2 separate regions of the Homo sapiens genome follow, and region 2 is linked to region 1. Evidence: chromatin contacts called from ENCODE Hi-C or POLR2A ChIA-PET data. All regions are on one chromosome and are shown on one strand. The core of a region is the stretch at or near the end of the contact, and the rest is flanking DNA. Distances in the headings are between cores, read along the strand shown.

Evidence for each region. A loop is a pair of places that touch in the nucleus more often than their neighbours do. ChIA-PET counts read pairs that join two places held with the same protein, here RNA polymerase II (POLR2A). Pooled maps may share reads with other maps.
Region 2: a loop to region 1 is called in a pooled map, with 4 times the contacts of the local background. The contact joins the enhancer-like site here to the promoter of CD2 in region 1. A Hi-C loop is called at or near these places in 9 of 50 pooled maps. POLR2A ChIA-PET finds 5 or more read pairs at or near these places in 4 of 52 experiments (activated CD4-positive, alpha-beta T cell, activated CD4-positive, alpha-beta memory T cell, activated T-cell and 1 more).

What each region holds. Positions count from the first base shown.
Region 1 is chr1:116,752,940-116,758,495 of GRCh38, reverse strand. CD2 (CD2 molecule) reads right to left here and starts at 4,066. Exons shown (of 5, transcript NM_001767.5): 1 at 3,943-4,066; 2 at 3,545-3,865. The coding sequence starts at 4,003. RefSeq lists promoters at 3,949-4,391, 3,949-5,556, a cis regulatory region at 5,450-5,479 and a silencer at 5,313-5,556.
Region 2 is chr1:116,553,967-116,559,467 of GRCh38, reverse strand. The region is part of intron 1 of CD58 (CD58 molecule); the gene reads left to right. It overlaps LOC105378925 (a long non-coding RNA gene), which reads right to left. Exons shown (of 3, transcript XR_947739.2): 3 at 1-5,501. Among named protein-coding and RNA genes, the nearest start is that of MIR548AC, 3.4 kb to the left of the region's middle. RefSeq lists enhancers at 841-890, 2,567-2,861, 2,635-2,884. Within about 2 kb of position 2,732, at least 19 of the 41 ENCODE cell types and tissues checked have a DNase peak (open chromatin) inside an H3K27ac peak, as active enhancers do.

The DNA.
Region 1 (5,556 bases), core at 2,817-5,316:
ACAGTGTCTGGGATTGCTGGAGTGGGCAATCTGACACTATCTGGGATTGCTGGTAGGCCCAGGTGCTGAAGATGGGGCTGGAGACAGAGAGGAAGAAGGTGGGGTCCCTGCTTCTGGCGACATTTTCTGTGTGAAGCACAGAAATGCTTATTTGCTCACTGAATGGCTGGCCTGTGCTCATGCTGGGGTTCCTGTCTTCCTCCCCAAGCCAGCTTCCTCTTTTCCCTTCTTATCACTCCCTGCCCAGCATCCGTGGGCTTTCAACTCCAATCATTGTACAAGCTGATAAAATATTTTTAAAAGTTTAAAGCAGATTAAAAATTACCCACAACGCCACCACTCAAAGTCAATAATGAATAATATTTTCATGTATATCTTTAGCAGATATTTTCTATTTATATGTATATATATAAATAATATAATATTTCAGCTGGGAGAGGTGGCTCATGCCTGTAATCCAGCACTTTGGGAGGCTAAGGTGGGCGGATCTCTTGAGGCCAGGAGTTCAAGAGTAGCCTGGCCAACATGGTGAAATACATCTCTACTAAAAATATGAAGATTAGCCAGGTGTGTTGGCATGCGCCTCTAATCCAAACTACTCAGGAGGCTGAGGCATGAGAATTGCTTGAACCCAAGAGGCAGAGGCTGCAGTGAGCCAATATTTCACCACTGCACTCCAGGCTGGACGACAGAGTGAGACCCTGTCTCTTTCTGTCTGCCTCTCTCTCTCTCTCTCTCTCTCTATATATATATATGTAATATTTTAAAAATTAAAACTAATTTATGTGATCTTACAGTCTGCCTTTTCCCCTTTATTGTGAAATTATATTATGAAGTTCTTTTCTTAATGAACATCAATAAATGCATATATGCATCTTTTTAAAGGATGCATTCTTAATTTAACTGATTAATAAGTTTCTAACTGCTGACTGTTCTAGTATTTCGCTAACATGAATAATGCAGTGATGGGCACCCTTGTGGAGTAGTACCTCCGTATACATTCACTAAGATAGCGTCTTAGAACTGATCCAACCTAAGGCCTTCCATGGATGAGAACTCCTTAATTCTGAGTTGCTGGGATTAACCCCTTCCCTACTAGCATCTGCTTCTAAGGGGCCCTCCATTGCCTCTTCAGCCTGCAGCAGCAACTCCCTCATGAAGGAAATGCAGGCACAACTACTGGAGTTTGAGAAGTTTGGAGGCCGGGTGCGTGGTTCACACCTGTAATCCCAGCACTTTGGGAGGCCGATGCAGGCGGATCCCCTGAGGTCAGGAGTTTGAGACCAGCCTGACCAACATGGCGAAACCCCGTCTCTACTAAAAATACAAAAATTAGCCGGACGTGGTGGTACATGCCTGTAATCCCAGCTACTTGGGAGGCTGAGGCAGGAGAATCGCTTGAACCTGGGAGGCAGAGGCTGCAGTGAGCTGAGATCATGCCAGTGCACTCCAGCCTGGGCAACAGAGCAAGATGCCATCTCAATTAAAAAAAAAAAAAAAAAAAGAGAAGCTTGGAGAAACAAAGAGATGTGGGAGGGCATTAGCACTGAGAAAACAGGCATTGTGCCCCAGGCACTGCAGGACACTTGTACACACCTTGTCTCACTGAATATCCCTTGAAGTTGTCATTGGAAAAGCAGACTCACAGCAGATAGGGAATTTGCCCAAGGCCATGGTCACCTTAAGTCTGGTAATAGTGACCAACTACAAGTTGAATCAAGATGTTGTATGACATTGACGTGCACACACATAAAGCAAGTCACTGTCTTTCGGCTAAAGGGTGAAGGGTTTCTTTTTGGGGCAATGAAAATGTTGATTGTGGTGATGGTTACAAAACTCTGAATATACTGAAGGCCATTTTAGTATATGGACAAATTGAATGGTAGATGAATTATCTCAATGAAGCTGCTTGGAAAAAAAAAGAAAAGGTCGTCATTCTTGCCAAAAAGACCTCTGAGTTTGAATCCTGACTTTGCTCCTGTCAAGCAATGAGACCTTGGACAAGCTGCTTCTGACTAGGTCTCTGTTTTCTTATATATAACAAGGAGATAATAACAACTAGGTCTCAGTATTGTTGGGCGCTTTAAATAAGATCATGTAAGCAAGCACTTGACCCCTAACTGGTAGCCATTATTTCCGCCGCAATGCTAAATGCGACCCAAATGTGAAAACACCAGCATGGTCCCCCGCGTAGGGCTCACACTCAAAACAGGACACTCGAGTTTTGTGCTGTTTGGAGTCCTGAGATCTGTGGTTTCCAGAGCCCATAATCAGAGGCCCTTTTCAGCGCCATGCTCAACCCCACTACATTTCTACAAGGTGCTCTCCACTCAAGGTTGCAGGACTAGGGTGTGGAAAGTTGTCACTTCAGGGGAGCTGACAGTGTCTGGGATTGCTGGAGTGGGCAATCTGACACTATCTGGGATTGCTGGTAGGCCCAGGTGCTGAAGATGGGGCTGGAGACAGAGAGGAAGAAGGTGGGGTCCCTGCTTCTGGTGATATTTTCTGTGTGAAGCACAGAAATGCTTATTTGCTCACTGAATGGCTGGCCTGTGCTCATGCTGGGGTTCCTGTCTGCCTCCCCAAGTCAAGCGCAGCTTCTTCTTTTCCCTTCTTGTCACTACTTCCCCAGCATCCCCCCGGGCTTTCAACTTCAATGGCATTTCGATTCCACTTTCTCTACCTTCTCTCCCTTGCCTAAGCCACCTTTCTCTATGCCTGACCCTTATTATCCTCATTCTTCCTATTTTAGAGGCACCCTTTGGTCTAGGCCAGTGGCGATTGACTTTGGCAGCTCATTAGAATCCCCCAGGGAGCTTTAGAACCTAATGATACCCAGGCCGCATGCAAAAAAAATCTGATTTAATTGGTCCTCACTCCACTTGGATTACAGCAGCAGCTTTCTAACTAGTCTCCCTAACCCCATCCTCAATATCCACTCCTGTCCTCCCAGTACAGGCAGAGATATACAAAGCCACACCTTGTGCATCTTCTACACATATCAGCAAAAATCACCTGCCACCTTGTATCACTCTGACAAGCAGATCCAAAATAAGGGCTGTTCATCCTTAAATATGTTGTTTCCAGCCCTTTTCTGCCATATAACTCCTCCTTCAGGGCAGCCTGGCTTGAAATGGGCTCTGTCGATGAAAGGCCCGCTGCTCTCCAGTCAGCCTCTTCTTCTCGCCCCACTCTTAGCTCGCCGATTCATCAGCAACCTGGAACAGTTGCCTTTTCCCTCGGCCTACCTGTGTCCCCCTCCCGATTAATGCCACCTTAATCCAGGTTCTTCACCCAACCCCACATTCCTGTAACCACCTGAAGACAGAGTTGTAGGCAGGTAGACTTGAGGGTCTATCAGATGTGTGGATCCCATTCCCGCATTGGACCACAGTCTCCACTGGGGCAGGAGACATGCATCTGGTTTCCTGTATAGCCCCCCTGGAGGCAGAGGTCAGCGCTGGGGAATATTAGAAATGCTATTTTCCAACTTGCCAAATAGCACCCACACTGAAATAAAGCAATTAAGGGAATGAACACTTACCTTGAATCTTCAAATCAAATATTTTTTCCAACACATTTTTTCCTTTTGTATCATATATTGATACCTTGTAGATATCCTGATCATCGGTCTTCAGATGCTTAATTTTCAGAGTTCCATTTTTAAATAGCTTATATGTATCTTTTTCCTTGAAAGTCTCTTTCTCTTTTCTGAATTGTGCAATCTTTTTCTTGTCTGAAGTTTTTTCCCATTTTATATCGTCAATATCATCACTCATTTGAAAACTAGGAATGTCCAAGTTGATGTCCTGACCCAAGGCACCCCAGGTTTCCAAGGCATTCGTAATCTCTTTGGAGACTGCACCTATAAAAAGCAAAAGAGTTACTGAGAGTCACTTTCAGGGAAAGCTGGGTTGGGACTTCTTTGACTCTTATGCTTACCTTTGGAAGAAACATTGAAAATCAGAAGGAAGCTGGCTACAAATTTACATGGAAAGCTCATCTTAGGGGTTGGTTTCCTCTTTTGATTCTGAGCTCTTCATGCAAAAGGAACTGAAGTGAGACTGGTGGAGTCCACACCCCGAGAGCTTAACCACGTGCCTCTCTTTACATCTTTTACAGTAACATAAAACATAATACACATACACAGAGAGCAAGAGCGCGCACAAGCCAGCCCTTCTGATGTGCTCCTTTGCCAAAGCAGATGTGTTTATGAGTGTGTGTTTTCTTGCTGCATTTTAATTCTCACACAAAAAAATTGGGAAGGATAGGTTTTCTCATCTCAGTGAAAGAGAAAAGGAACAGAGAGGCTAAGTAGATCACTAAGGATCACTCTTTTGTAAACAAGAAGCCAAATTCAACCACACAGCCTTTTATCCACTTAGGTATACTGTCCCTAACAAGACCACATAGAAATATAGGTAAATGTTCACAAGCCAATAGCAGAATGCAAACATTTATCCCATATGATTATATTGAAAAATGTAGACCCATAAAATGATGAGGAAATTGATTTTTTTGTTTCTCCAAAGATATTTTTCATGTTCTAAAATCGTTTTTGTGGTGAAAAGAAAGAAATTGAATATCAGCTGTAAATGCTTGCAATCCCCAAATCCTATGTTCGGCATACATTTTACAACTCTAGTGAAATTCACAGTTAGATAAATAAAAACTTATTCCAAAACAAAGAAGCATAGAGACTATGAAATATAATTAAACTACCAAAACAAAGGAGTCAAAAGCATTTAAAGTGATTAACATTATAGGTGGTTAAGAAAAAGGAGAGATTAGGAGAAAAAATAAATGAGAGGGAACAGGGAGAGAAAAAAAGAACAGAAATTTGTGACACAAGGAAACAGACAGTGATGCAGAGACGGGTGTGCCCTGAAAAGATGCCTAAAAAGAGAAATAACCATGACAGACTTCCAAAGCACATTTTCAGGGTTATAATTCTTTAGGTCACAGTGAGTAAAAATTGCAAAAGTGGTGCTCGTTTTCTTTTTCAACTTTAAGTACAAATATGGATATTATCTGTCAGAAAGTTGCCAAGGAAATGAAATTAAGTCAAAGCAGTTGTTTGCTGTTACTGGGTAAAAGAAAGCCAAATATTTACCTCATGGTTGTATGAGCGTCATCCACAATAATGAACTACAGTTGGATTAAAGTTTTAAATGCAAAAATACTATAATAATGCTAAAAGGAGGCCGGGGGTGGTGGATCACAGCTATAATCCCAGCACTCTGGGAGGTCGAGGCGGACCTCCTCACCTGAGGTCAGGAGTTCAAGACCAGCCTGGCCAACATGGTGAAACCCATCTCTACTAAAAATACAAAAATTAGCCAGGTGTGGTGATGTGCGCCTGTAATCCCAGCTACTCAGGAGGCTGAGGCAGGCAAATTGCTTGAATCTGGGAAGCGGAGGTTGCAGTGAGCCAGGATTGTGCCACTGCACTCCAGCCTGGGGAGCAGAGTGAGACTCTGTCTCAAAATAAATAACTAAATAAATAAAATAATAACAATAATGCTAAAAGGACAATATAGAAAGATATTCCTATAG
Region 2 (5,501 bases), core at 1,483-3,982, 200 kb after region 1:
AACCAAGGCATCTGATGTTCTGGCCAACAGTGCAGGCTCTGGGGCCGACTGCCTGTGTCTGGACACCAGCTCTGCCCCTTGCTAGCTGAGTGAATGCAGTCAGCTGACCCTCTCAGTCCATTTCTTCATCTGTAGCCTGGTGCTTCGGAATCTTTGACCTTCTCTATCAACCAAGTGTCCAGCGGAGCAAACCACCTTACTTTGATAGGCGTGTTCTCAAGAAATAACTCCTTTCTCACTCTCACCCCAGATGTTCTTAGGCTCGCTCCCCTGCTTTTCTGGACTCTGCTCAGATGCCAACTTATGACTGCCCCCCATGCCATCCAACTCCTTTCCTTACCAGTACTCCTCAGCCCCCACACTCTGCTTTATTTTTCTCTATAGCACTTAACATCATCCAACATCATCCAAATAAAAGATATTTACTTTTTCATTTATTATGTTCTTCCCTCCACTGAAAAATAGACTCCAAGAGGGCTGGGATTTTGTCTGTTTTGTTCATTGCTATATCCTGCCTGCTTATTTCAGTGTCTGGCACATAGGCAGGACTCCATGAACATTTGATGAACAAATAAATGAATAATAAGAACTACCTCAGAGTTGAGTTGAGGATTAAATGAGTTAATACACAAACAGCTCTTGGAACAAGTGCTTGTCACATAGTAAGCCTGCAGTGAATCTTCGTGCTGCTGCTACTGTTAAATATTATTACTGAGGCTGAGCTGGCCTAGGGCTCCTTGGATTGGACTTGCTAAGAGCTAGGCAAGAGTCACAACTGTATGAAACTTGATTGAGTTAAAACAAACAGTGCTACTCCTCTTTATTATCTCCATGCCTGGTAAGCACATTTTCTACCCCCAAAATTGGGACTGACTAATATGAGAATATTTATGGCCTTAATAGGACAGGTTATTTGATACAATTACTAGCCTAGACATTTTAGGAGATTGGCCGCTCCTCAATACTATAAATGCATATATGGGTGTGTAGATAGAGATGTTGCTTCCCAGATTGCCACACATCCTGATACTGCAAGTAGGCATCAACTGAAAATGTGCCGTGATGTGAAGACCAAACGCAGAGAAGTGAGAGGGACAAGGCTGTGCTCAGTGACCCATATCCAGATGAGAAATCCATCTGCTCACTTGGGAGCAAAAATGCCCCAAGACCCTGCTATCTCTGGGCTTGCACGAGGCTTTAAATGAATCACCATTATGATGTCTTATATTCAGAGGGAAATACCAATATTCATATATTCAGGTACTGAAACTTTTAAGGGAATTTTTCTTTTTTCTTTCTTTTTTTTTTTTTTTTGGTCAAATGAACTTTTACTTTACCTGCTAAAATCTGCAGGCAGTGTGAGCCTTAAAATATTTTAGAGAGAGAGAGAGAAGTATCTTAAAATTACATTGTTTATTTCTAAGAACAAACTCAAGAAAACCCTTTCCTTCAAATCCCGGAAGAGTGATTAGCTTGTCTCTAAGGTATGGCATTGGCTGGGCATGGTGGCTCATGCTTGTAATCTCAGCACTTCAGAAGGCCCAGGGAGGAGGATCACTTGAGCCCACGAGTTTGAGATCAGCCTGAGCAACATAGTGAGACCTTGTTTCTACAAAAAATATAAAAATTAGCTGGGCGTGGTGGCATGCAACTGTAGTTCTAGCTACTTGGGAGGCTGAGGCAGAAGGATCACTTGAGCCCAGGAGGTTGAAGCTACAGTGAGCCACGATTGCACCACTGCACACCAACCTGGGTGACAGAATGAGACCCTGTCTCCAAAAAGAAAAAGGAAGGAAGGAAGGAAGGGGAGGGAAGGAGGGAGAGAGAGAGGGAAAGAAAGAGAAAAATAAAAAGAAAGAAAAGAAAGAAATGACATCAGTGAACCTCCTCAAACCATAGCGAGGCTGTTAAGTTTGATTGGGGCTGACATCCATGAGTGGGTACAAGTTTATCTGGTGTGGTGCCCTGCATCCTATAACACTTAGTTGGTAAAATCTACTTAAACTTGAGAGGGAACATCTCAAAAGGGACAGCTGTGGAGTTGGGAAGGTGGAGCCCGCAGGTCCTCCCATCTTGCTTTGGTGATGAGGCAGAAAGTGGGGCTGAAAAACTGAGTCTGTTTTGGTTGTATATGAGGGCTCCTGAGCCATTTTATTTTTAAGCTCCAGTTAAACTTCTTTCTCCATCTCTCCTTACGAAGTCCTCCTTCTTCAGCCAGGTTCCACAGCAATTTGGGATTTCACAAAGCCCAGGGTTTGGGGTGACTGTCAAATTTTGCTATTCTGTCAGGAAGCCTTATCTTTTGAACTACATTTAAGTTGTATTTTAATCATTTTAGTTAATTCATTCAACAGATATTTATTGAAAGTCCATATGCCAGACATATGGGGATACAGCCAAAAACAGGAACACCTTTGTCCTTGTCCTGATAGGGCTAGCCTGGCTGGGGTTACCCCTAAGCTCAGATTTGAATTAGTTGCCAACTTTCAAGAACAGGAATTTTCACACAAAATGTGAATATCTGGCTTTTTTTGAAAAATTGGGAACCTGGCAATGGTGGGCCTCTGTTTCCACATGGCAGGAGCTGAGGCACAGCTCCTGTTTCCACATGGCAGGCCCCTCCCTGTAGGCTCACTGGTGCGCAAGTCCTCACCAGTCCCTTCTGACTCACACTTGGCCCGCTGGTATCTCCTCTGTGGGTGGAATTGCTGGTCTTCGTCTAATGCGTCATTTGCCACAGTTCTGTTTCTTTGTGACTCCTTTGTTTGCTCGTTTTCTTTTTATTGTTTCTGGTCTGGCTTTTTCTTCCTTGACTGGAGTCTTGCTCTCTGAGGCCCTCTTCAGCTCTAGCATTCGATGATTTGGAAACCACAGAGCTTAGTGCCTCACCTGTAGGTTTGGAGGTGTGCTTAACTCAGTTTGACTTTCTCATTTGCAACATCTGCTGTTCCAATGCTGTCTATAGATTGTATCCTGAGAAACCCTGCATCATGTCACTATCTTTAAGAGCCTTATGCCATGTAGCAAGCTAAATAAGAAACAATGGTTAAGAGCACTGATTCTGCAGTCAGATTGTCCAGGTTCAAATCTGGCTTCATTACTTAACATTGTTGTGCCTCAGTTTCCTCACCTGCAAAATAATAAGGTTAGAAATAAAACCTTCTTAATATGTTTTTAGGATTCTGATTTTTTTTTTTTTTTTTTTTTTTTTTCTGAGATGGAGTCTTGCTCTGTCACCCAGGCTGGAGTGCAGTGGCACAGTCTTGGCCACTGCAACCTCCACCTCCCGGGTTCAAGCGATTCTCCTGCCTCAGCCTCCCATGTAACTGGGATTACAGGCGAGTGCCACCACGCCCAGCTAATTTTGTATTTTTAGTAGAGACGGGGTTTCACCATGTTGGCCAGGCTGGTCTGGAACTCCTGACCTCAAGTGATCCACCTGCCTTGGCCTCCCAAAGTGCTGGGATTACAGGCATGAGCCACTGCTCCCAGTGGTGAGTACCTATTTATAGAGCCCTTGCAACAGTGCCTGGCACAGAGCCAGGGCCATACAAGTGTTAGATTAAGTAAAAAAAAAAAGTACCAGTCAATCTGAATCTCAGGCCCTGAGTAATAATTTGCAGAGGAATTTGTGCTGGGGGTTGAGAGTTCCTTTTCATTAACCCATAGTTAACGGTGACCAGATTTTCTAAATAAGAAATCAGGATACTTCATCTATAAAACTTGGGTTCCAGTTACAACTTCAGGCCATACAAAAAGAACTATTAAAATTGAGGTGTTGATGTTTTGTAGAAACACTGCAACAGAATATTTGAGATCAGACCTGTTTTTAGATATGTGATCACTCTATACATGTAGTGCTGATTAGGTATTAGGTACCCTCATATCTTTATTTAAAAAAAATTCAAAATTCTTCAAAACAAAAAAACCTTCAAAAATTATCTGGCTAGCATAGAAAATCTTTTTAGGCGATCACTGATAAAATTTTTTCCCTCCCTCCATCTCTCTTTGCTTTTAAACAGCAAAAACTCACCCCATGCCCAGTTCTCACCCAGTTAATTCAGACAGTGTGAATACCTTGATGTTGACCTAACTCATTAAAAGAAAAAGAGAGAAAACCTTTGAAAGCCTATTCCATGTCAACCAGTGTAAAAAGACTCTCAATTTTATTCAAACCTGAAAACAATCTTTTATGGTGGGCATTATGATTTCTACTTCACAGCTGAGGAGATCTAGTGTGGGGAGGCCTTTGGGAGTTCACCCTGGGCCTTGCTGGCTTCAAAATCTGGGCACTCTCTGTTCTGCACTCTGGCATGGTTATTAGCGTCCCTACAGTCCCTTTTCTGACCACTCAGTGGTATCAGCAAAGCAACAAACTCACTGTTGACACCATTCCTTTGCTCCTATTTGTGTATTCATTCATTCATTCATTCATTCGTTCATCCATGGTTTGTGACCTTTGAGAAAAAACTCACTCCCCTTTCTTCTATTGTTCTTTTGTTCATTAGAAATTATCTTAGCAACTTACTTTAGTGTTGGCCTTGGAAGTGCAACAGAAAAGACTTTACTGTAGGAAGGAAATAATAGATATACCCATGCACACAAAGTAGAGGTAGATATTAGTTTTAGAGACAGTTCTTAACAACTCCTCCTCTTGGTTGAATAATTCTATTTAAAAAAAATTTACATAGTTTTAATATTATAATAGTAATAGGATATTTGTCTTCAAAAGTAACATATTTTTCAATGTGACCTGTATTAAGTAATAAGTAATAAATTGAAATCTCACCATCACCACAATCTCTAAAGTAACCGTGGTTACTTTAAAAACAACCACTGTTAATCATTTAGGGTGTCTCTTTCCAGTCTAAAAAAAGAGCAAGTGAGAATGCATGTACACATGTATTCATGTCTTTTTATAGTTAAAATATATATATATTTTTTGGTAGAGACAGGGTCTCACTACATTGCCCAGGCTGGTATCAAACTCCTGGGCTCAAGTGATCCTTCCACTTTGGCCTACCAAAGTGCTAGAATTGTAGGCATGAGCCACCACATCTGGCCTCTTTATTGTTTTTAAAAAGAGGAATATTCTGCATATATATTTCTATAACTTTTTATTTTTAATATTAAGAAATTTTCCAAATTCCCAATAATAAAAGGAGAATATCCTGTTTCCTTTTTTAAAATAACCACATAGTAAGCCATGGCATAATACTAAATTGTTTAACTATTAGACTAGATTATTATTTACTAGTATAGATAACTTTAAAATGAATATCATTATGCATATCTCTTTATGTAGGTTATACTATTGTTTTATTTGTTAACATCCTGAATAAATATCACCCAGATCCCAGTATTCAGTGAAACTACAGGTTCTTTTAGAGCATAAGCAAAAATAAATTGTATGCATGTGTTTTTGTATGTGTGTTTAATTCTGCTTACATTTGAATTTTCTTCCATCTTTTTCCTACTATCTGAGTAATATCACTAGTGCC